Linked DNA regions of Homo sapiens: region 1 is linked to region 2. The links are chromatin loops, found by intact Hi-C in ENCODE. Cell type or tissue: GM12878. All regions are shown on one strand. Each heading gives the region's core, and the rest is flanking DNA. Links, peaks and the distances in the headings are about the cores only. Region 1 overlaps LINC02945 (long intergenic non-protein coding RNA 2945). Region 2 overlaps LINC02945 (long intergenic non-protein coding RNA 2945).

The links. Hi-C counts contacts between places; a loop is a spot of excess contacts. Peaks named below come from ENCODE experiments on the same cell type or tissue, not always from the same donor. Only the 100,000 strongest peaks of a DNase experiment are listed, where the experiment ranks them.
Region 1: a loop joins it to region 2, with 8 times the contacts of the local background. A loop is called at or near these places in 6 of 110 quality-filtered maps.

The regions. Positions count from the first base shown.
Region 1 is chr4:111,941,575-111,946,961 of GRCh38, forward strand. The region is part of intron 1 of LINC02945 (long intergenic non-protein coding RNA 2945); the gene reads right to left. Among named protein-coding and RNA genes, the nearest start is that of LINC02945, 170 kb to the right of the region's middle. In GM12878, for the core only: a CTCF peak has its summit at 2,332 (motif pointing right); no DNase peak of the experiment used is centred there; H3K27me3 peaks cover 183 bases.
Region 2 is chr4:112,058,229-112,063,615 of GRCh38, forward strand. All of the region lies in intron 1 of LINC02945 (long intergenic non-protein coding RNA 2945), which reads right to left. Among named protein-coding and RNA genes, the nearest start is that of LINC02945, 51 kb to the right of the region's middle. RefSeq lists a silencer at 2,694-2,907. In GM12878, for the core only: a CTCF peak has its summit at 2,182 (motif pointing left); no DNase peak of the experiment used is centred there.

The sequences.
Region 1 (5,387 bases), core at 197-5,196, 120 kb before region 2:
TATAAGGCAATAAAAAGAGGAAGACAATAAGGCTTTTCAGTGGAAATAATTATATAAATTGTAATTTCACTAACCTAAAACATCCTTTCTCAATAAAAAACTTGAGGATTTTGTTTTATTAAATTTAATTTAGTCACTGAATATTTAAATTGAGGGAAGGAAATAATTTTTCATAATTGGTAATGAAACCATAAATGATTTTTGTACACTTTATAGAGTAATTTTAAAGATTTAATCAGTTATACAATGTTCAGCTACTTGATTTGGCACTATTATTTATCCAGACCTGACCAGAGTAAAATAATGGAATTTGGTCCATGCATGTTGTCTTAGTCTGTTCCATGCACCTCTATCAGAATACCACAGACTGGGTAATTTATAGAGAAAAGAAATTTATTTCTTATATTTCCAGAGGCTGGGAAGTTCAAGGTCAAGTTGCCACATCTGGCAAGGGTCTTCTTGCTTCATCATCTTACGGTGAAAGGCAGAAGGGCAATGGAGTTTGTGTGTGAGAGAAAGAGAGGGAGAGAAAGGGGAGGGAGAAGAAGTGGGCCAAACTCAACCTTTTATCAGGAACCCCCTCCTGAGATAACTAACCCACTCTAATCCATTCACAAGGGAGAGCCCTTATGACCTAATCACCTCTTAAAGGCTCCACCTCTCAATACTGTTGCCTTGGGGATTAAGTTTCCAACACATGAACTTTGGGTACACATTCAAACCACAGCACATATCATAAATATTTCTTTATTCCTCTTGAGAAAAATTCACCTTTCTTATGAGTAAAATTCCAAAGTAAAGAAGCAGGAAAAGAAAAACACAAAATAGAAAAGTCATAGTCTTTTTGTCTATAAAACCATGACTACATAGGAGTGCCTGAATACAAATCTAAATATATTAAAAAGCTTATTATACTACTACTTATAAACAATATGCTCCCCTTTGGTATAAAACTCAGAATTATTGGTTATCTGAGAAGTAAATATTAAAAGAATATAATACTATTACAACATCATGACAAAAGCTATCACCCTTTTAAAAGTTTTTTTGTATTTTTAATTTTTGTGGAAACACAGTAGGTATATATATATATTTGCTATCACCCTTTTTGAGTGCTATTTTCTCAGCATTATACTATGTGCTTCACAAACATTAGTTAGTTTATCATCATGACAAATATTATGTATATGTATTTTGTTATATCTATTTTCCAGAAAATAAAGCCAAAGCTAAGTTGCGTGTGATCTGTCCAACAGCTATCTGTCTGACCCAAAGCTGATCTTCAGTCCTGCTTCTCTGCCTTTAAAACATCACTTTAAAAAAAACCATACACTATGCTTACACAATCATATTGACATATATTCTAAAAAATTGAATTTAATTTTTATAGTCTATATTCTTCTTATGCTCATAATACACCTTATACTAGAAATATTTCTTACTTTTATTTTTATGGAATTTTTATTGATATCAACAATAACAAAATAGAATTTTAGACACACAAAATTTAATCAACATTAATAATGTTACTGTATTTTAATGACATACTGGATCATTATATTAAGAATTAGACAATTAAATTATATAATGGAAGCCAAGTTTTCAGGATATTAAAGTGGTTGCTAAGAAATGAGCAAAAGGAAAAATAAAAGATGGAATTTCTACATCAGAAAAAAGAATGTTGAAAACCGTCTATGAAATAAAAATATTCTAAATTGTCATTAATTATTGCAAAACAGTATATTTTACATATTAATCCTCAGAAAAAAAAATAATGAAAGATAGGGAAGAGTTTTCATAAATCAATACTTTAATTTTTCTTACTTTTCAAAGTGAAGTAGTAAGTACATAAATGTAAGTGTTTTTAAAATGGGGAAAAAATCTAGAGTTAGCATTATTGTACTCTGTTAAATAAAACAGTATTTCAAGAGCAGAGATATATTTAGCCATATAATTTCCTTTTCCTAATTATTGAAAAACATGAAGTTTTACCTTTTAAGATTAATTTAAATTAACTTTACTATTAAAGTTTTTATTTTTCCATTGCTTAAGAACATTTAACCACAGCTTATAACTTTTGAATCTCTCTATACCTATATAAAATGATAATTCCTTTGAAATTAGAAATTTCTCTCTGAAAGTGCACCCAAAAAGTTTGGTTTGGTTTGCTTTGCTTATCTTTTGTTTGGTTTGATTTGGTAGCAGTCAGAATTGGCCTGTTCCCAAGGGAAAGAGTTAGGAAAATTCTGAGCCCCATATTTGGAAAGGTTGTTAGTCTTAAATGTTTCTAACCTGGCAAGAGTGGCTGCCCCATTTGCAGTTGCCACTAGGTGGAAGTCAAGCCACTCCCTCCACACAGCCTCTTGCCACAGTCTCAAGGCCATCCTTGCCCGCATTTTATCCAGAGCCCGCCTGTGAAAAGGAGGGTCCATGCCTCACTCATGACCATGTGTGGGCCCTGTGCCGTCTCAGCTGCCCACAGAGATGCTGACAGCTGCGTGGGGCCTCAGCCTGCCACCTCTCTAAATTTTGAACCTCAGCCAGGAATGTAAAAAAAGAAGAGTGAGCATCTTATAACCACAGCCAAGCTCGTGACGGCCTGATCACTCCAACGTGTCTAAATCATTCTGAAGACTTATCCACATAATCGGTATTGCAGATAAGTTTTCTTTTTTAATCTTTTCTGCCAATGTATTCAAACAGCTCAACAGCTCTTGCTGTTGCTCCTCCTTCTAATCACCCCTCCTCATACTTCAGATATCAGGATTTTTTTTCAAGAGCACTCAAATTTATATTTCTATCAAAACAGAGAGAGACACAATGTCCATGAGCTAGGCCCTGTGGAGGCCACTTACTGCATTAATCAGAGGGAAGACAACCACAGCGAAATTTCTGTGAAGAACACCGACTTCAGCCAGCACACCCCGGCGTTATCATGAGAAAGGTGAAGCTTGGCAAACCAACCACAATCAGCATCTGCATCATGACCCTGATAATCAAGGCAGAGTCTGCTCAATCCAGATGAGCAGCTCAAGGCACAATAGCTCAAACTATTCTTTAATTCAGGTTTCAGAAAGAAAATAAAGGGAATTATTGAGTAATCACTCAAACTATGATATTGAATGAGATCTATGAATATATACAATTACATACATAATTTGAGTGTAATAATATGTATATACTAAAACTATAATACAGGTACAGTAAGGCTCAAATATAAATTTCAAATTAGCTCCTCCATAAAAATGGGTAAAAATTCTCAGCAAAAATGTGGCCTCTACTCTGGTGCATTCAGGTTCCCTTGTCTCTTTGCACTGCCCATGTTTTTTTTTTTTAAAAAAAAACAAAAAACCTCTTCTCTGTACTTCGGTTCTTTTCATACCATGTGAGAACACCAAAAAGCTGGTTTTTAATATGAGGACCATAAACCAGTTCTCTACTTACAAAGTTGATCAGTGTTCATTTCTAGTGCAATTATTTTTGGTAGATACCTTCTGGGGCTTGTTCACTCCAATATATTCTTTTTTTAAAATGCCAGCCACTGTTTACTCTCCAGTAACATGGCTCCATGACTCCAGACCTGGCAGTCTGAGAGCTCTTCTCTGAGCATACTATAAGTCGCTTCTTTTATTCAGCACCCAGGACAGTGCTGTGGTTTAGAGCAGACTCTAAAGCCAAGCTCTTTAGATGTGAGTCCTTGCTCTGTCACTAACTAGCTGTATGGCCTTCAGAGATCTACAGGGCTTTCCTTTCCTCCAGATGCCCCATCTATATAATGGGGATAATTGGATCTTACTATTAGTGTTCTGTAAGAATTAAAATACCTAATTCATGTAAGGCACTTGGAACTAAGTGTGGCATGTGTTAAGCATTTAACAAACGTTACCTATTTTATTCTGCACATTTGACGTCTACTATTCAACTAATTTGAGAGAAAGTATCTGAATGCAATACCCATGTGGTGGCCCTGATTTCTTTAACTGGAAGGGGGATGTTTCTCATCTAACTAGCTAAGTTGTTGCATCATCAAGAAGACATGACCAAATTCCAACTTTGTACATAAGTGGACCAGTTTTGAGAGGCTACGAAGCTCAACCAAGGCTAAATCATTATATGATGTCCCTAAAGGCCGTCATTAAATTTTGGTTGCCATGCCAATTTGTTTCTCTGTAGCTGCTGAGCTACAAGATAAAATTTCATTCTATTTTGACTCATCACATCTTTAGAAAAGCTGTGAGATCATGTTATTAAATCCTGGTGGGCAACCAAGAACTGTGAAGACTTTTAGGAAAGTGACTTCCTGGTTGAAGAATGGAGAGTGTCTACTGTTAGCAATAATAGGGAGGATATGAGGGAAAACTAAACCTTGCTTGTTTCCCCTGGGAAATGTAAGATCTAGTTGTTCATATTTAGGAGAAAGCTACTGAAGTTTTGGATTAAACCTGGGCCTTGTCTGCATGGCTCACTCAGGTTAGTAACTACTTAAAGGAAGGAGTAGACCAGGCACAGTGGCTCACGCCTGTAATCCCAGCACTTTGGGAGTCTGAGGCAGGTGGATCATGAGGTCAGGAGGATCACGAGTTCAGGAGTTTGAGACCAGCCTGGCCAACATAGTGAAACCCCATCTCTACTAAAAATACAAAAATTAGCCAGGTGTGATGGCACGCACCTATAGTCCCAACTACTCAGGAGGCTGAGGCGGGAGAATCGCTTGAACCCAGGAGGCAGAGGTTGCAGTGAGCCGAGACCGCACCATTGCACTCCAGCCTGGGTGACAGAGTGAGACTCCGTCTTGAAAAAAAAAAAAAAAAAAAAGAAGGAAGGAGTAGTACCTGGTCTAGGGTAATGGTTATTTTTATGGGTCAACTTGGCTAGGCCAGAGACCCACATACTTGATCAAACACATCTGGATATGGCTGTGAAGCAATTTAAATCAGCTGACTTTGAGTAAAGCAAATTACCCTCCATAATGTGGTGGGTCTCATCCAATCAGCTAAAGGTTTTCAGAAAAAAACTGATGTCACCTGAGAAAAAGGGAACTCTGTCAGTAGACTGCCTTTGGATTCAAACTGCGGTATCAACTTTTCCCTGAGCTTCTGGCTTGCTTGCCTACTTTATACACTTTGGACTGTCCAGCTTCCACAATCACATAAGCCAACTCCCTAAAATATTTATTTCAATATAGATAGATACCTGTATAGATACGTATATATATCCATATATGTAAAAATCTATATATGGGCATATAGATATGTATGTATATATGTGTACATTTTATACATATACAGCCTATTGGTTCTGTTTCTCTGGAGAACCCTGACTAATACACCTAGCTTCTGAGAGGGCATTACTAAATATTGACAACCTAGATGCACTAGGTCCAGAGG
Region 2 (5,387 bases), core at 150-5,149:
ATCTCTACCTATTGCATTATTCTCTTATTTATATCTCTCTAAAATTATTTTGTTTTGTGTTCATTTGTTTGTCATCTATTTCTCCAAAATAAAATTAAGCTCCCTGAGAGCTGTGAATTGTGCTTCTGCGCTTGGTATATATAGATCAGGCATTCAGTTATGAATGAATAAATTAATTAATGACAGAGTGAATGAATGTATGTAAATGATCACATATGCTGGACAATGTGACAGGAGCGTAATGAATCAGCCACAGAACCTGAACATAAGGAAGTAAAAACTAATTCATCATTTTAATGGCCAGCATACAAACCTCTTTTATCTTCAAGGTAGTTCCCCAAGATACGTATTATTGGCTAGATGTAGAGTCCTCACCGTTTATTATAAGAGCAAAAGGAAATAAATCACTGGTTTCTCTGCCCTGTGGCAGCCTGGACATGGACCTATGACTTGTTCCCAGCCAGTCAAATGCTTCTGCTTTAATCCCTGAAGGAGGAACAAACAGAAACATATTCTAATCATATGACATCTTGTCTCAAGAATCTATCAGTGATTCCTACTTAGGCATTTCCTGTTAACTACAAATTTCTTGGGCTGGTATTCCAGATTTTTCAGATCTTTCTTGTCTAGTGTTAGAGTAATTAAGTAAGAGGTGGAGTTAGAGTTCAGTGTCAGGCATGTCCAACAAAAAACCCAGGTTCTGCCCATATACTCTACTGTCTTTTCAACAAATGTTACCTGTGGCATCTAAAGAGTAAATCAGTCAAAAGGGAATTAGTCAGTTGGGCAGATGTGTTTTTATTTTACCCTACGATCCAGGGAACTAATATTATAGCCAAACATATAGTTTAGATACATCTTTTAAATTTTCTTATTGTGCTTTTAAAATTGGAATTTTCTGTTTCATTATTATTAATGTGCCTTAGCAATGTTTAACCCAGGAAGTTTCTTTTCATCTCCTATAATAAAAGCAAGCAACTAGAAAAATGAGCAACTTGAAGAAGTAGTGGACTTGTCTGCCTTGTTCCATGAAACTGATTTTGTTATTTTATAAGTCTTTAAATCACAAAGTAATAAACATTATATATAAAGGTGTAAATGTTTTAATTGAACTGTTTTATTAGAAATTCATCACTAATTTATTAAACGAGAAGTAAAGGATGCCTAGAAACAACATTTTAAAAGGTCTTTATAGAATGGCAGTAATCATTTCTAATACAAGATCACAGAATTTACAGTTCAGTTCAACCAGATGAATATAAAAATATGCATTTCTATTGGCTAGTCAATCTTTAAGGGTACATCCGATCTGAGACATCGTTCTTGCTTATGGAGAAGAGCAATGAACCTACAGAGGACAACAATACAGGTAAGAAAGGTTATATTTAAATGGCTCAAGTCTTTCATTACTGATGGCATAAATGAAATAATAATGACAATTCACCATGCATAGGTCTTAGTGTTATATTAGCCTTTGGTTAAGAGTCTGATTCTAGATCAATATTGGCCATTCAAAAAGTAATAATTTAGTAGGTGATTTGAGAGATAATATTTTTTCATAAAATATTTTCTATTAGTAGAGAGTGATTATATAGTATAGTAGTAAAATAGATTATGAATAGAAAGGCAGATAATAGAAGATAGATAAAACTTCAAAAAAAATTAAGTTTTCTGATATGATATTGAACGTAACACTAATTTTTCTGGATATAGTTTTCAGTATATAGAAACTGATGAAACCTGAGAAATATTTCAATTTACAATTTCTGCAATTTATCTCAAGACAACAGGAAACCACTGAATGGTCACCCAGTGTAAGGTAAGTTTAAGTCATGTCATTACTTATTAAGGTTGCAGAAAACACATGTCAGCAGCATTTAATATACCTACTCCAGTAATTACCAGTATTGGTTTGCAACACTCCAGGATTTTTTTATTTCAGGGTGTCATAAAATTGCCAAAACAAAATTAACATACCTAACTTTAAAAAATACATCTTAAGAATCTATAAAAGAACTCAGGGAATACAGCCAAGTGAGTAATAAAATACTACAACCCCAAAATTGCAGGAACTGAACAATCTTTACTTATTATAGCTAAGAAAATTGAGGGCTAAATGTCAGGGAAATTACTGCTGGAATCAATAAAAAGATTATTTGCCTGATGCTATAGCTCCATCCAGTGGCAGCTAATGATGACCTAGACTAGCAGAACTCTAGCCAAAGAAGAGAGCAAATAATAGAACTCAATGGAGAAGGGGCTTTCTTGAAGGATCAGGCCCCAATCACACTAGGACTGCCTTGTACCAACATGCATTATCATTATCTCAGAGTATCAAAGACTCTCAAAGCTGGAAGACCATTTAGAATAAGGAAACCAAATCATTCAAGACACCATAGTTATGTCTACAATGTGTGAGAAATCCAGTGTAAAGTGATCCACCGTTCAGATATTCCACACTACATAAATAAGAACCCCAAGACTGACTTTTCCATTGTATATTCTTGGGTAACATGTATCTCTGAAATTAGAATCTGAGTATTTTGGCTTCATTGTGTTTTCTCTAACTGATGTCCATGACATTTCTTGTGAAATATTACTCTTATCAGGATATAAGGTCGATGAAGAAGAATCTTTACCTGATTCCACAGTTGTACCCCAGCCTCAAAACTGTGTCTGTCCCATATTATGTTCTCACAGATATTTATTGAATTAATAAAAATTTTGAATATTTTTTAAATGTGATTTTTTTTACTCTATGTTCACAAAAACCTTTGCAATTCTAATAAAAGCAAACCCTTTCTCCCAAAATATGCACATATCTGGGAGGCAGAGCAAGATGCTGAACAGAAGCCTCCAGCAATTGCCCACCACTGTCCCCCACCCTCGCAGGAACATGAAATTGAACAACTATCCACACAAGAAAGTACTTTTATATCACCAAAAATCAGGTGAGTGATCACAGTAACTGGTTTAACATGATATCAAGGAAAGAGGCACTGAAGAGGTAGGAAAGACAATCTTGAATCACTTACAACATCCCTCCACCATCCCTGGCAGCTGTGTAATGCAGAGAGAGAATCTGTGCATTTGGGGGAGGGACAGCACAGTGATCATGGGACTTTGCATTAAAACTCAGCGCAGCCCTGTCACAGTGGAAAGCAACAGGAGCCAGAAATCAGCCAGCACCCACAGAGGGAGCATTTAGACCAGCCCTAGCCAGAGGGGAATTGTCCAGCCCAGTAGTCGGAACCTGAGCTCCAGCTAGCCCCACCACCTTGGAGCTAAAGTGCTCTGAGTTCTAAATAAACTTGAAAGGCAGTTTAGGCCACAAGGACTGCAATTCCTGGGCAAGTCTTGGGGCTGTGCCAGGCTCAGAGACAGTGTACTTGGGAGCATGTGAACTAGTGAGACACTAGCCAAGGGGGCCAAGGGAGTGCTTTTGTCACCCCTCCCCCAACCACAGGTAATGAAGCTCACAGCTCCTGGAGAGAGAGGAGAGAGTTAAGAGAACTTTGTCTTGCAACTTGCATACCAGCTCAGCAACACTTACATGGGGCACCAGGCAAAGCTTTGAGGCCCCCATTCCAGGTCTTAGCTCCTGGAAAACATTTCTAGTCACAGCCTGGCATATTTAAAATGCTGAAGGAAAAAAACATTTACCTTGAACAGTATATCCAGTGAAAATATCTTTCAAACATGAAGGAGAAATAAAGCCTTTCCTAGATAAAGAGAAACTGAGAGATTCCATCAACACCAGACCTGTCCAACAAGAAATGCCAAAGGGAGTTCTTTAATCCAAAAGAAAAGGATATTAATTAGCAATAAGAAATAATCTGAAGGTACAAAACTCATTGGCAATAGTAGGTACACAGACAAACACAGAATATTATAACACTGTAATTGTGGTGTGTAAACTAATCTTATCTTGAGTAGAAAGACTAAAAGATGAACCAATCGAAAATAATAACTATGACAGCTTTTCAAGACATAGACAGCATAATAATATATAAATAGAAATAACAAAATATTAAAAAGCAGGAACATGAAGTTAAATGTAGAGTTTTTATTAGTTTTTTGTTTGCTTGTTTGTTTTTGCAATTAGTGTTGTCACCAGCTTAAAAATAATGAGTCATAAGATATCATTTGCTAGCCTCATGGTAACCTCAAATAAAAAAAAACATACATCAGATACACAAAAAATAAAAATCAAGAAATCAAACATACCACCAGAGAAAATCACCTTTATTGAAAAGGAAAGAAGGAAAGAGGGAGGGAAAGACGGAAGGAGAGAAAGACAGAGGGAGGGAGGGAGGGAGGGAGGGAGGCAGGGAGGCAGGCAGGCAGGCAGGCAGGCAGGCAGGCAGGCAGGCAGGCAGGCAGGGCACACCCAAAATTAGTCAAAGAAATAAATATCAGAGCAGAAATAAATGAAATTGAGGCAAAAAAACAAAAGATCAACGAAACAAATAGTTGGTTTTTTGAAAAAATAAAAAAAAATCAACAAACCTTTAGACAGACCAGGAAAAAAAGAGAGATGACCCAAATAAATAAAATCAGAGATGAAAAAATGAGAAACTACAACTGATACCACAGAAATTCCAAGGATCATTAGTGGCTGCTATGATCATCGATCATAGTATATACTAGTTACTCATAAACTGTAAAACCTAGAAGAAATGGATAAATTCCTGGATACATACAACCTATCAAGACTAAACCATAAAGAAATTCAAAACCTGAATTAGCCACTAATAAGTAATGAGATCAAAGCCATAATAAAGAATATCCCAGCAAAGAAAAGCCTGGGCCTGATGGCTTCACTGCTGAATTTTACCACACATTTAAAGAAGAACTAATACGACTTGTATTCAAATTATTCCAAAAAATAGAGGAGGAAGGAATACTTCCAAACTCATTCTACACAGCCAATATTACCCTGATAGCAAAACCGGACAAAGACACATCAAAAAAAACAAAAAAAAAGCAAACTACAGGCCAATATCCCAGATGAACATTGATGTAAAAATCCTCAACAAAATACTAGCAAACCAAATTCAACAACACATTAAAAAGATCATTCATCATGCCCAAATAGGATTTATCCCAGGGATGTAAGGCTGGTTCAACATACGGAAATTGCCAATAGCCAAGATTTGGAAGCAACCTAAGTATCCACCAACAGACAAATGGATAAAGGAAATGTTGTACATATCCACAATGGGGCACTATTCAGCCATTAAAAAGAATAAGATCCTGTCATTTTCAGCAACATGGATGGAACAGGACATTATGTTAAGTGAAATAAGCCAGGCCCAAAAAGACAAATTTTGCATGGTCTCACTGATTTGTGGGAGCTAAAAATTAAAACAATTGAACTAATGGAG